Regions from separate parts of the Homo sapiens genome. Here region 1 is linked to region 2. The links are chromatin loops, found by intact Hi-C in ENCODE. Cell type or tissue: heart right ventricle. All regions are shown on one strand.

Evidence for each region. Peaks named below come from ENCODE experiments on the same cell type or tissue, not always from the same donor. Only the 100,000 strongest peaks of a DNase experiment are listed, where the experiment ranks them.
Region 1: a loop joins it to region 2, with 5 times the contacts of the local background. A loop is called at or near these places in 9 of 110 quality-filtered maps.

What each region holds. Positions count from the first base shown.
Region 1 is chr9:131,044,604-131,049,603 of GRCh38, forward strand. LAMC3 (laminin subunit gamma 3) reads left to right here. Exons shown (of 28, transcript NM_006059.4): 8 at 921-1,057; 9 at 4,417-4,527. Among named protein-coding and RNA genes, the nearest start is that of LAMC3, 38 kb to the left of the region's middle. In heart right ventricle, a CTCF peak has its summit at 2,307 (motif pointing left); a DNase peak (open chromatin) is centred at 2,308.
Region 2 is chr9:130,459,286-130,464,285 of GRCh38, forward strand. It overlaps ASS1 (argininosuccinate synthase 1), which reads left to right. Exons shown (of 15, transcript NM_054012.4): 5 at 4,826-4,882. Among named protein-coding and RNA genes, the nearest start is that of ASS1, 17 kb to the left of the region's middle. RefSeq lists enhancers at 2,108-2,197, 2,278-2,327. In heart right ventricle, CTCF peaks have their summits at 2,055 (motif pointing right) and 2,258; a DNase peak (open chromatin) is centred at 2,066.

The DNA of each region.
Region 1 (5,000 bases), 590 kb after region 2:
TGGTAGACAGCACAGGTGATGAAAGTCAGCATCGCTTGGATGTCATGTGGGTTTCCTGTGCCCCCATGTGATATGACGAGAAGGGTACTTCACCTCTGTGTATTTCTTTCCCAAGCCTATAACTCTGGTCTAATCATGAGAAACATCAGACATTCTAAAAATACCTGATCAGTGCTTTTCAAAAAGTGTCAAGATAGTGGCAGACAAGGAAAGACTGAGAAGCGGTGATAGGTTGGAGGAGAACAAGGATACCACTAAATGCAACACCGTGTCCTGGATGGGATCCTGCAGCAGAAACCAGACATTAGAGGAAAAAGTGGAGAAATCCTATTAAAGTCGCTGGGCGCGGTGGCTCAAGCCTGAAATCCCAGTACTTTGGGAGGCTGAGGCGGGCGGATCCCCTGAGGTCAGGAGTTCGAGGTCAACCTGCCAACATGGTGAAATCCCGTTTCTACTAAAAATACAAAAATTAGCCGGGTGTGGTGGCAGGCGCCTGCAATCCCAGCTACCCGGGAGGCTGAGGCAGGAGAATCACTTGAACCCGGGAGGCGGAGGCTGCAGTGAGCCAAGATTGCACCATTGCACTCCAGCCTGGGCCACAGAACAAGACTCTGTCTCAAAAAAAAAAAAAAACAACAACAACAAAAAAACAAAACCTAATAAAGTCTGGAGTTTAGTTAACTTAGTTTTGACAAATGTACTGTGGTAATGTCAGATGTCAGCATCAGGGGAGGCTGTCTGAAGCAGGTATGGGAACAATCTGTAATGTTCTTACTACTCTTCTAGAATTCTGAAAAAAAATTGTTTTTAAGTTTCTGCAGTGATTCTAGACTCTCATTGGTCCAGCTGGGATACCCTGGCCCCGCCCCTTCCTGGCTGATTCACGTGGCCCTCGTGGGCATGTCCTGCCTCCATTTCAGATGTCGCCCGGGGACCTTTAACCTGCAGCCCCACAATCCAGCTGGCTGCAGCAGCTGTTTCTGCTATGGCCACTCCAAGGTGTGCGCGTCCACTGCCCAGTTCCAGGTGCATCACATCCTCAGCGATTTCCACCAGGGTAAGAGATGCTCCCTGCAAACGCCTCCCAAGGGTCTGCTCCCAGCCTAGGCAGGTGATCCTGCCCTGGGGAGATCTTGCATTAGTGGATCTCCCATTGTGGAGAGGAGCCACAGGCCTGCACAGCCTAGGTGGGGTCGGGGGTGAGATGATGGCTCCCCAGTGCCCACCTGCGACCCCCAGCTCCCTCCCCAGTCCCTGACTCTTCTCTTTATACCCGTGGTGGGGTTGGGGGCCGGGTACGTGACGCTTTTTGGATCCTGTAGGGGAATTTCCCACTCACCCCGTTGAGACTGGCCTCCCTTGGTGTGTCTAAACACTGGGGATTCAGGCTCAGTCTCCTGGCCTCCACTTATTGAGCACCTGCTGTTTGCCAGGCACTGTGCTGAGCACCTAACATGCAAGGATTCTCATTCCCCTTTCAATGATGAAGTAACTGAGACCTACAAAAGGTAGGCCACTTGCCTGAGGCCACATAACAGTTGTGAGCACTGCATTTGTCAGCTCCTGAGTTTTGCTCCTTTTTTTTTTTTTTTTTTTTTTTTTTTTTGGACACAGGGTCTTGCTGAGTCACCAAGGCTGAAGTGCAGTGGTGCAAGATTGCACAGCACAGCTCACTGCAGCCACCACCTCCCTGGGCTCACGTGATCCTCCCACCTCAGCCTCCTGAGTAGCTAGGACCACAGGTGTGCACCACCGTGCCCGGCTAATTTTTATATTTTTTTCTAAAGACAGGGTTTTGCCATGTCTTTAGACCCAGGCTGGTCTCAATCTCCTGGGCTCAAGTAGTCTGCCCACCTCCGCCTCCCAAAATGCTGGGACTACAGGCGTGCACCACCATGCCGAGCTAATTTTTGTATTTTTTTTTTTTTTTTTTTTTTTTTTGTACAGACGGGGTCTTACCATGTTGCCCAGGCTGGTCTAGAACTCCTGAGCTCAGGCAATCCCGCCCACCTCGGCTTCCCAAAGTGCTGGGATTATGAGTGTCCGCGCCCAGCTGTTTTGCCCTTAACCGCTGTGGTGGCCTATACCGTGGTCCCTGACTCCAGGTGGCACAGCCGCATATTTAAAGAGGAAAGCAGCAGAGCTCGGAGCTCTGCATTAAACCAGAGGCTGCGTGGGCCCCAGCGATGTCCCACGGAGCGCCCCGCACCTTCCGCCTGTCCCCAGGAAGGAGCGAGGCATCAGCTGAAACAGAAGAACCTCAGGGCCGACGCTGGGGCGGCCCCAGACATGAGGGCCGCGCGCCCTCTGCTGGAAGCCGCGCAGAAAGCAGGACCGAGAGATGCGCGGACCGGCGCCGCGTGTCTGGGTCCTGGGTCCGGGGGTCTAGGGTGTCAGCGTTGGGCAGGACTCATTTTCTAGACCCTAAGAACAGTGTCATGATCTGTTCTCACATTGGGCCAGGCACTGGGTGTGGCCGGCCCTTCAGGGGTGTCATCTCATTTTGTCTCACAGTTGCCCTTGCGCAGGAGTTCTCAAAACTTTTTGGTCTCTGAATTCCTCTTTTTTTTTTTTTTTTTAAGACGGAGTCTCACTGTGTTGCCCAGGCTGGAGTGCAATGGCGTGATCTCAGCTCTCTGCAACCTCCGCCTCCCAGGTTCAAGTGATTTTCCTGCCTCAGCCTCCTGTGTAGCTGGGACTGCAGGCACCCACCACCACGCCCAGCTTATTTTTGTATTTTTAGTACAGGTCGGGGGTTTCACCATGTTGGTCAGGCTGGTCTTGAACTCCTGACCTCAACTGATCCACCCTCCTCAGCCTCCCAGAGTGCTGGGATTACAGGTGTGAGCCACCGCACCCGGCCTCTGGATCCCTTTATGCTCTTGAAAATTATTGAGAACCCCAAAGTGCTTTTGTTTATGTGGGTGGTTTGTATGGATATTTGCTGTCTTAGAAATGGAAACTGTGGCTGGGCGCAGTGGCTCACGCCTGTAATCCCAGCACTCTGGGAGGCCGGGGTGGGGGTGGGGGGAGCGGATCACCTGAGGTCAAGAGTTCGAGACCAGCCTGGCCAACATGACGAAACCCCGTCTCTGCTAAAAATACAAAAATTAGCCAGGCGTGGTGGCCAGCTCCTGTAATCCCAGCTACTCGGGAGGCTGAGGCAGGAGAATCGCTTGAACCTGGGAGGCAGAGGTTGCAGTGAGCCGAGATCGCGCCACTGCACTCCAGCCTGAGTGACAGGGTGAGACTCTGTCTCAAAAAAAAAGAAAACAAGTAGTTTTTAAATTTTTATTATTTTTATTTATTTTTATTTTATTTTTTTAGCAGAGACGGGGTTTGCCATGTTGACCAGGATGGTCTTGATCTCTTGACCTCATGATCCATCTGCCTCGGCCTCCCAGAGCGCTAGGATTATAGGTGTGAGCCACCACACCCAGCTGATTTTTTTTTTTTTTTTTTTTTTTTTTTGAGTCAGAGTCTTGCTCTGTCACCCAGGCTGGAGTGCAGTGGCACAATCTCAGCTCGCTGCAACCTCCGCCTCTCGGGTTCAGGCGATTCTCCTGCCTCAGCCTCCTGAGTAGCTCAGATTATAGGCAGCTGCTACCATGCCTGGCTAATTTCTGTATTTTTAGCAGAGATGGGGTTTCGCCATGTTGGCCAGGCTGGTCTCGAACTTCTGACCTCAGATGATCCACCCACCTCGGCCTCTCAGAGTGCTGGGATTACAGGCATGAGCCACTGTGCCTGGCCTTCTAGTTCCTTCTAAATGCCTGTCTGCAAACTTCTCTTCATGTTGACATCTTCCTTTCTCTGACCTCTTTCCCCACTCCGTTCCTTCCTTCTTACCCCTTGGCTGCCCCAGGTATTTGGCCTCTGCCTCATTGCCCGCTACCCCCTGGAGAGGCACCTCCTTAAGGTCACTCGCTGTGTGCTGGGCTGTGCTCCGTGTTAACTGCTGTGGCCAGAGGGAGGAGGCACTGAACTGGCACTGGGGACCAGAAGGCCTGGGCTCCCGTCGTGGCTGGGCCCCTTCCTAACCAGGTGGCCTCCTTGCCTGAGGTGCTGTTAATGACATGGGCCACTGGAAGGACAGGGTTCATGAGGTCACAGGTGAGAAAGTTCTCTGAGAACCTGAAGATGAGGTCAAGTCTGGTACTATTAGAGATGGCCCTGATGTCCCAGGGCCCCCATGTGGGGGTCTTCAGGCTGTCTTCATGCTGAGCTCAAAACCCCACTGAAAGGGCAGGGCAGGCTTCCAGGTCTGACCATGCCCCCAAGCAGATCCGGGTCCCTGAGCTTTCTAGCTTCTCCTGGGGCTCCCTCCTACCCCAGGGCCCCCACCTGGGGCTGGCACCTGGAGACCACCCTCCGGGGCCTCACACTGATCGGGGGGTGTCTGTGTTTGCTGTCTAGGAGCCGAAGGCTGGTGGGCCAGAAGTGTGGGGGGCTCTGAGCACCCCCCACAATGGAGCCCAAATGGGGTCCTCCTGAGCCCAGAAGACGAGGAGGAGCTCACAGCACCAGGTACCTCCAGCACCAGGTGGGGGCTGGCCGCCCTGTGTCGGTTCCTCCTGCTGCTAAACAACTTGCCGCATATTAGAGGCTGAAAACAATGCCAGTTTATTCTCTTAGAGTTCTGGAGAAGTCAGAAATAGGTCTCTCGGAGCTAACATCAAGGTGTCAGCAGGGCTGAGTTCCTTCTGGAGGCCCATGGGAAAGTCCCTTCCTTGCCTTTCCCAGCCTCTAGAAGCCGCCTGCATTCCTGGGCTCATGGCCTCTTCCTCCATCTTCAAAGCAGCTGAGTTTTTCTCACGCCCCATCACTGGCACCAACTCCCCTGCCTCCCTCTTGTGTATTTGCCATTAATCTCTAATGATTGATGGGGCCCAGCTGGATAACCCAAGAGGCTCTTCCTACCTCAGGTCAGCTGATTAACAACCTTAATGTCCCCTGCCACAGAACACACCATATTTATGGATTCCAGGGATTAGAATGTG
Region 2 (5,000 bases):
TCCGTCCTCCATCTTCCCAAGCTGTCTTCTTCCTGTATCTCTGCATTGTCTTCCCTCTGCTTGTCTGTTTACCTTCCCCTTGCTACAGGAACCCGTCTTGGATTAGGGCCCTTCAATGACCTCATCTTAACTTGGTTACTTTTTGTGTGTGTGTGTGGGGGAGAGGGACAAAGTCTCACTCTGACGCCCAGGCTGGAGTGCAGTGGCTCGATCTTGGCTCACTGCAACCTCTGCCTCCCAGATTGAAGCAATTCTCCTGCCTCAGCCTCCTGAGTAGCTGGGATTACAGGTGTGTACCCCACCACACCCGGCTAATTTTTTGTATTTTTAGTAGAGACGGGGTTTCGCCATGTTGGGCAGGCTGGTCTTGAACTCCTGACCTCAAATGATCCACCAGCCTTGGCCTCCCAAAGCACTGGGATTACAGGCGTGGGCCACCATGCCCAGCCTTAACTTGGTTATTTCTGTTAAGACCACATGAGGCCACATTCGGAGGGACTGGGGTTAGGACTTGAACCCATTATTTTGTGGAAACACAAATCAACCCATCCCGTACCCCTTCCCTCCGGGCCGTGTGTCCCAGTGCAGACTGCGGGGTCCCCGTGGGGTGCAAGACAGGAAGCCCCCTGCCTGCTGCTCTTCGGAAGGCAGTCCTTGAGAAACCAGATTCCTGACAATGTTGGCAACTGTCAGCCGATGTTTTTATAAAGACCCAAGTCATGAGCTCTCAGTCAGCGGACAGCATGCCAAGAGCCTGGTACAGGAATTGACTGTTTACCAACCCCACAGTCAGAAGGCTCGGAAACTCCCCAGTGACGGGGAGCTCACTACCTCGCCTGCCCGGGCTGGTCAGGGTGCTGATGGTGGGAAGTCCTGGCTCACTGTGGGAGGTCCTGGCTCACTGTGGTGCAGGGACACACACAGCTAAGATGATGATGGAGGAGACGCGGTTGATTTGAGGGTGGCCTGGGAGACAGCCACCCACCAGGATGGCACCTGTCATGTCTTTGAAAGTCCAAGTGTTCATTTCTTCACCGGAGCACTGGTTCAGCAAGCTTGCACTGGGTATCTGCTGGGAGTTGGGTGCTTGCTGGCATTGGCACAGTGCTAACTTCTTGGGCTCATTGCGTACCTTCAGAGAGCCCATTTCCTGGCAAGAGAAGAGAAAATGGATGTGTGATGAGGAATGGGAGTGGGGCCAGGGGTCTGTGCCAGGGAACTGCGGGAGCAGCAGGCAGGGGCTGAGGATGAGTCTAGAGGAGTGAATAATGGCATGGAAGAGTGTGAGAGGCAGAGGGAACAGCCTGTGGAAAGGCTTAGAGCCAAGAGGCCCTGAAGGACAGTCTGTCTGGGGCTGTGGAGCAGGAGCTATTGCTGTGGGGGAGGCAATAGGGCCAGGACTGGGCTGAGGCCATGCTGGGAGGTTTGGCTTCATCCTGAGGGCAACTGATTAGTGGGTGGAAGGAGGTCTCAGGTTGGATGGAGGTGGCCAGTGACTACCCCAGCGAGATGCTGGGGAAGAGACAGGGGAGAGCTTCTCACAGACTGCGGCCTTGGTTTTTACTGTCACTCCAGCTGTGGATGATGGGATGGTAGGAAACCAGGCAAGGAGGTTTGGGCGGGCCTGAGCTGTTGGGCAGGACCGTGTGTATGCTGCCATCTGTGCAAAGGTGGTGGCAGAGGAGGAGAACCCAGAGGATCAGGACTGGGCGACACAGCGAGACTCTGTCCCAAACAAAAAAAAAAGCTCCCGACCCATCTGCCTTAATGGAAAGAGCTGGATCGTGAGCTTCCTATCCCAGAAGGCATACAAGCCGAGGGCAGGGGATCAGAATTCTGGGAGGGGTCCTGCCCTCAGGTCTTTCCAACGGTACCATTAAGGTTCAGTAGGGCGGCATTCAGGTCTGGTGGAGTGCATGGGTGGGTGGGTGAGTATGGGTGGGTCGGCTCTGGCTCAGGCAGTTCCCGGGTCCATGCGGAGACCCCCACCCCGGACCAGCCCACATTTAGCCTGCAACAGCCTCCCGCAGCCGTGTGCGCCCCTCCTCCATGTGGCCACCAGAGGGCGCCAGAGGCTTGGGTTTGAGGCCTTGGGGGCCGACAAAGGCGGGAGGAGGTGGCGGCACCACCGGGGTCCTCTGTTCCCCATCCTGGACCTGCAGGGCGTGGTTCTGAGGAGAACGCCCCCCAAGCTAGTGCTATGGCCGCTCGGGACTTGGGGGCGTCCCTGCATTCACACTCAGAAGACCCAACAGGGACGGACTCCGGGGATGCCGGGGAGTAGGTGCTACCTGGCACAGCCACCTCTTTCCTGGGGTTGACAGGCAAGGCGTACTTCTGCGCCTCAGTGTCCCTTTATGACAGTACCCAGGAAACCCCCAACAGCCTCTGGAGACAATTTCCGAGAACTGGGGGTATGAGTGGAGAACCAGGAAGGCTGGGAGCGAGGGGAATCCAAGGCCTTGGAGGTGCTGGTCCAGCCTTCAGGCATTTACCCCCTGAGTAACCACCCAGCACCACCATCCCATGAGTATCCACCCAGCACTGCCCCGGGCGCCATCACGGGGGACGGGCCAGGTGGAGGCTTTCGGGTCTTTGGGCTCAGGGAAGGTGACAGTGAAATGTTGGGGGGACAACGGATTGGCCTGGGATGTGAGGGGGAAGGGCATCCTGTTTGCTGGAACCGCCTGAGCCCAGCCCTGAAGGCAGAGGCGGAGGCAGCCTCCCTTCCCAGCACCCCGTCCAGACAGCACCTGGTGCAGAAATTGAGCCGCACTCTCCCCTCCCATGCCCTGCTGCCAGCCCCACCCCTGCCCACCCAGAGAGCTGCACCGAAGCTGGGGTGGCCCTTGCGGGGCTCCTCTCTCCCCCTAGTTTTGGAAGAGGGGCCTGGAAATATGATTCTGAGACTCTAGCCGGGGAGCGAGAGTTTTGTAAATGGCACCATCTGTATGGGTGCCCCAGGGCAGATGGGAGACCCCAGGCCCCCCAGTCCCAGTGGGACCGTGTTTACATGCATGTTTACACACGTGTGCACAAATATCAGCATGCGGACACTCGTGTGTGAGACACTACATCCTCCTTCTCCCCGGAAAGCTGCCAGGAGCTGCCCTGGTGCTGGGGTCTTGGGGTTCAGAGGGGGAAGGATTAGACTGGCCTCCTTGGCTCTTGCCTGAGACGAGGGCAGAGTTTGAACCAAGGAAGCGTTTGTTTGGCCTCTTCGAGGGTCTCTGGCTCCTGAACAGATGGGTGTCCGCATGGCAGCATCTGGATGGGCAGACAGCAGCCCAGCCGTGCCTGGCTGGTGAGGCACAAGCCGTCTTTGTGTTGGGGAAACATGAAGCTGTGGGGGAAAATAGCTGGGCCATGCAACGTCGGACCATGCCTTACCATCTAAAATGAGGCTGTCTTTTAGTTGCTCCAGGAACGGGGCCGGCTGGGGGTCAGCAGGCAAATGTGGCCGCCCCCACCTCAGTGTCCTCATCCGTAAGATGGGACTAATAGAACCTGCCTCCTGGGGCTGCTCAAAGGATTCAGTGAGTTAATTATGCATGGAGCTCAGCTGGGAAGCCTGAGTGTGAACCGTTAGGATGAGCGAGTTTGCTGTGTGGCCCTGGGCAAGTGGCTGCACCTCTCTGAGCTTCACTTTCCTCACCCATAAAATATGGCTAAAAATCCCCCTGGCCCTGGGGGCCTCTCTGAGTGACAGCACATAGTAGGTGCTCACTAAAGGGGCTGCATGGAGGGTGAGTGAGGCCAGCCCAAGGCCTGTGCCGCACACACAGCTCCCAGCTCTGCAGAGAGGCTGAACCCTGGATTCTGTGCCACCTGACGAGAGTCTGGAAAATAGCATGTAATTCCCACCGCTGCCTGGCTGCGCCCATGCAGTTTTCACAGTAGGCAAAAGGTCCCTCTGTCATTTCCACAGCGCTTAAGTCTCCCTCTGGGCTGCCGAGCCCACGGGGAAGCAGGAGACGTGCGCGGCCATTTTCTCTCTGGGGACAGAGCTGGGCTGGCGGATGCCTGCGCTGACCCCGGCCTCCTCCTCCTCGGCATCAGTGTGGACGGTGGTCCCGGCTATGTCGGGGGTAACGTTCACAGCTCAGTGGGGTGTTGAGGTGTCTCCATTTGCCCACAGAGGATGCAGGCGAGGCAACCTGCCCGAGGGGGTGGCTGTGGTGCTGGGGACCTGGGCTTGGGTCCCGGGCCTGCCCTGGCTGTGTGTCCTTGGACTGGTTCCTTTCCCTTCCTGGGCCTCAGTTTCCCTCTCTGTGCAGAGAAGAGCTGAGGAGCAAAAGGCCCTCAGTGGTCACCTAGTTCCACCTCCTCCCTGACACCAGCCATTGAAGAGATGCGGAAACTGAGGCTCAGAGAGGTGACAGGGTTCCCAAATGTATGGGTATGGGGGAGTCCAAGCACCCTGGTGCCCCAGCCCTGAAGTGAGCTTGATTTGGGGCAGGGCAGGGTCAGCAATGTGGGGGCCTTGAGGAAGAGACTATAGTGCGAGCTCTGGGGCTGCAGGAGCAGGGCCTGGCCCCCCAGGTCTTGCCAGTGGCTGGGCCTCCAGCTCCAGGGGGTCAGATGTGTCCTGCACCCACCCACGTGACATGTGTGCCCTCTCCTATACTCTGCCATGTCCCCAGACGTGCACATCTCCCTCCTGCCACATGCCCACACATACACGACCTACACTGCATGACCTCACATGTGTACACGCTCTGCCCAGCTCTGTCTCCGCCACGGGCTGTCCTTGTCCTCACGTCCTCCCCCAGACTCCAGAACCCCCATCCTGTGGCTCCTGACAGCCCTCTGTTCTGCATTGCAGGGGAACGATCAGGTCCGGTTTGAGCTCAGCTGCTACTCACTGGCCCCCCAGATAAAGGTAGGATGTGGCTCCTCCCCTTAGCAGGGAGCACTAGCATCTGCAGCACCTGATGGGGAGGAGGGCACAGGGTTCTGGGAGATTCCACAGGACAGGCACAGAATCTCCTCCGTGGCAG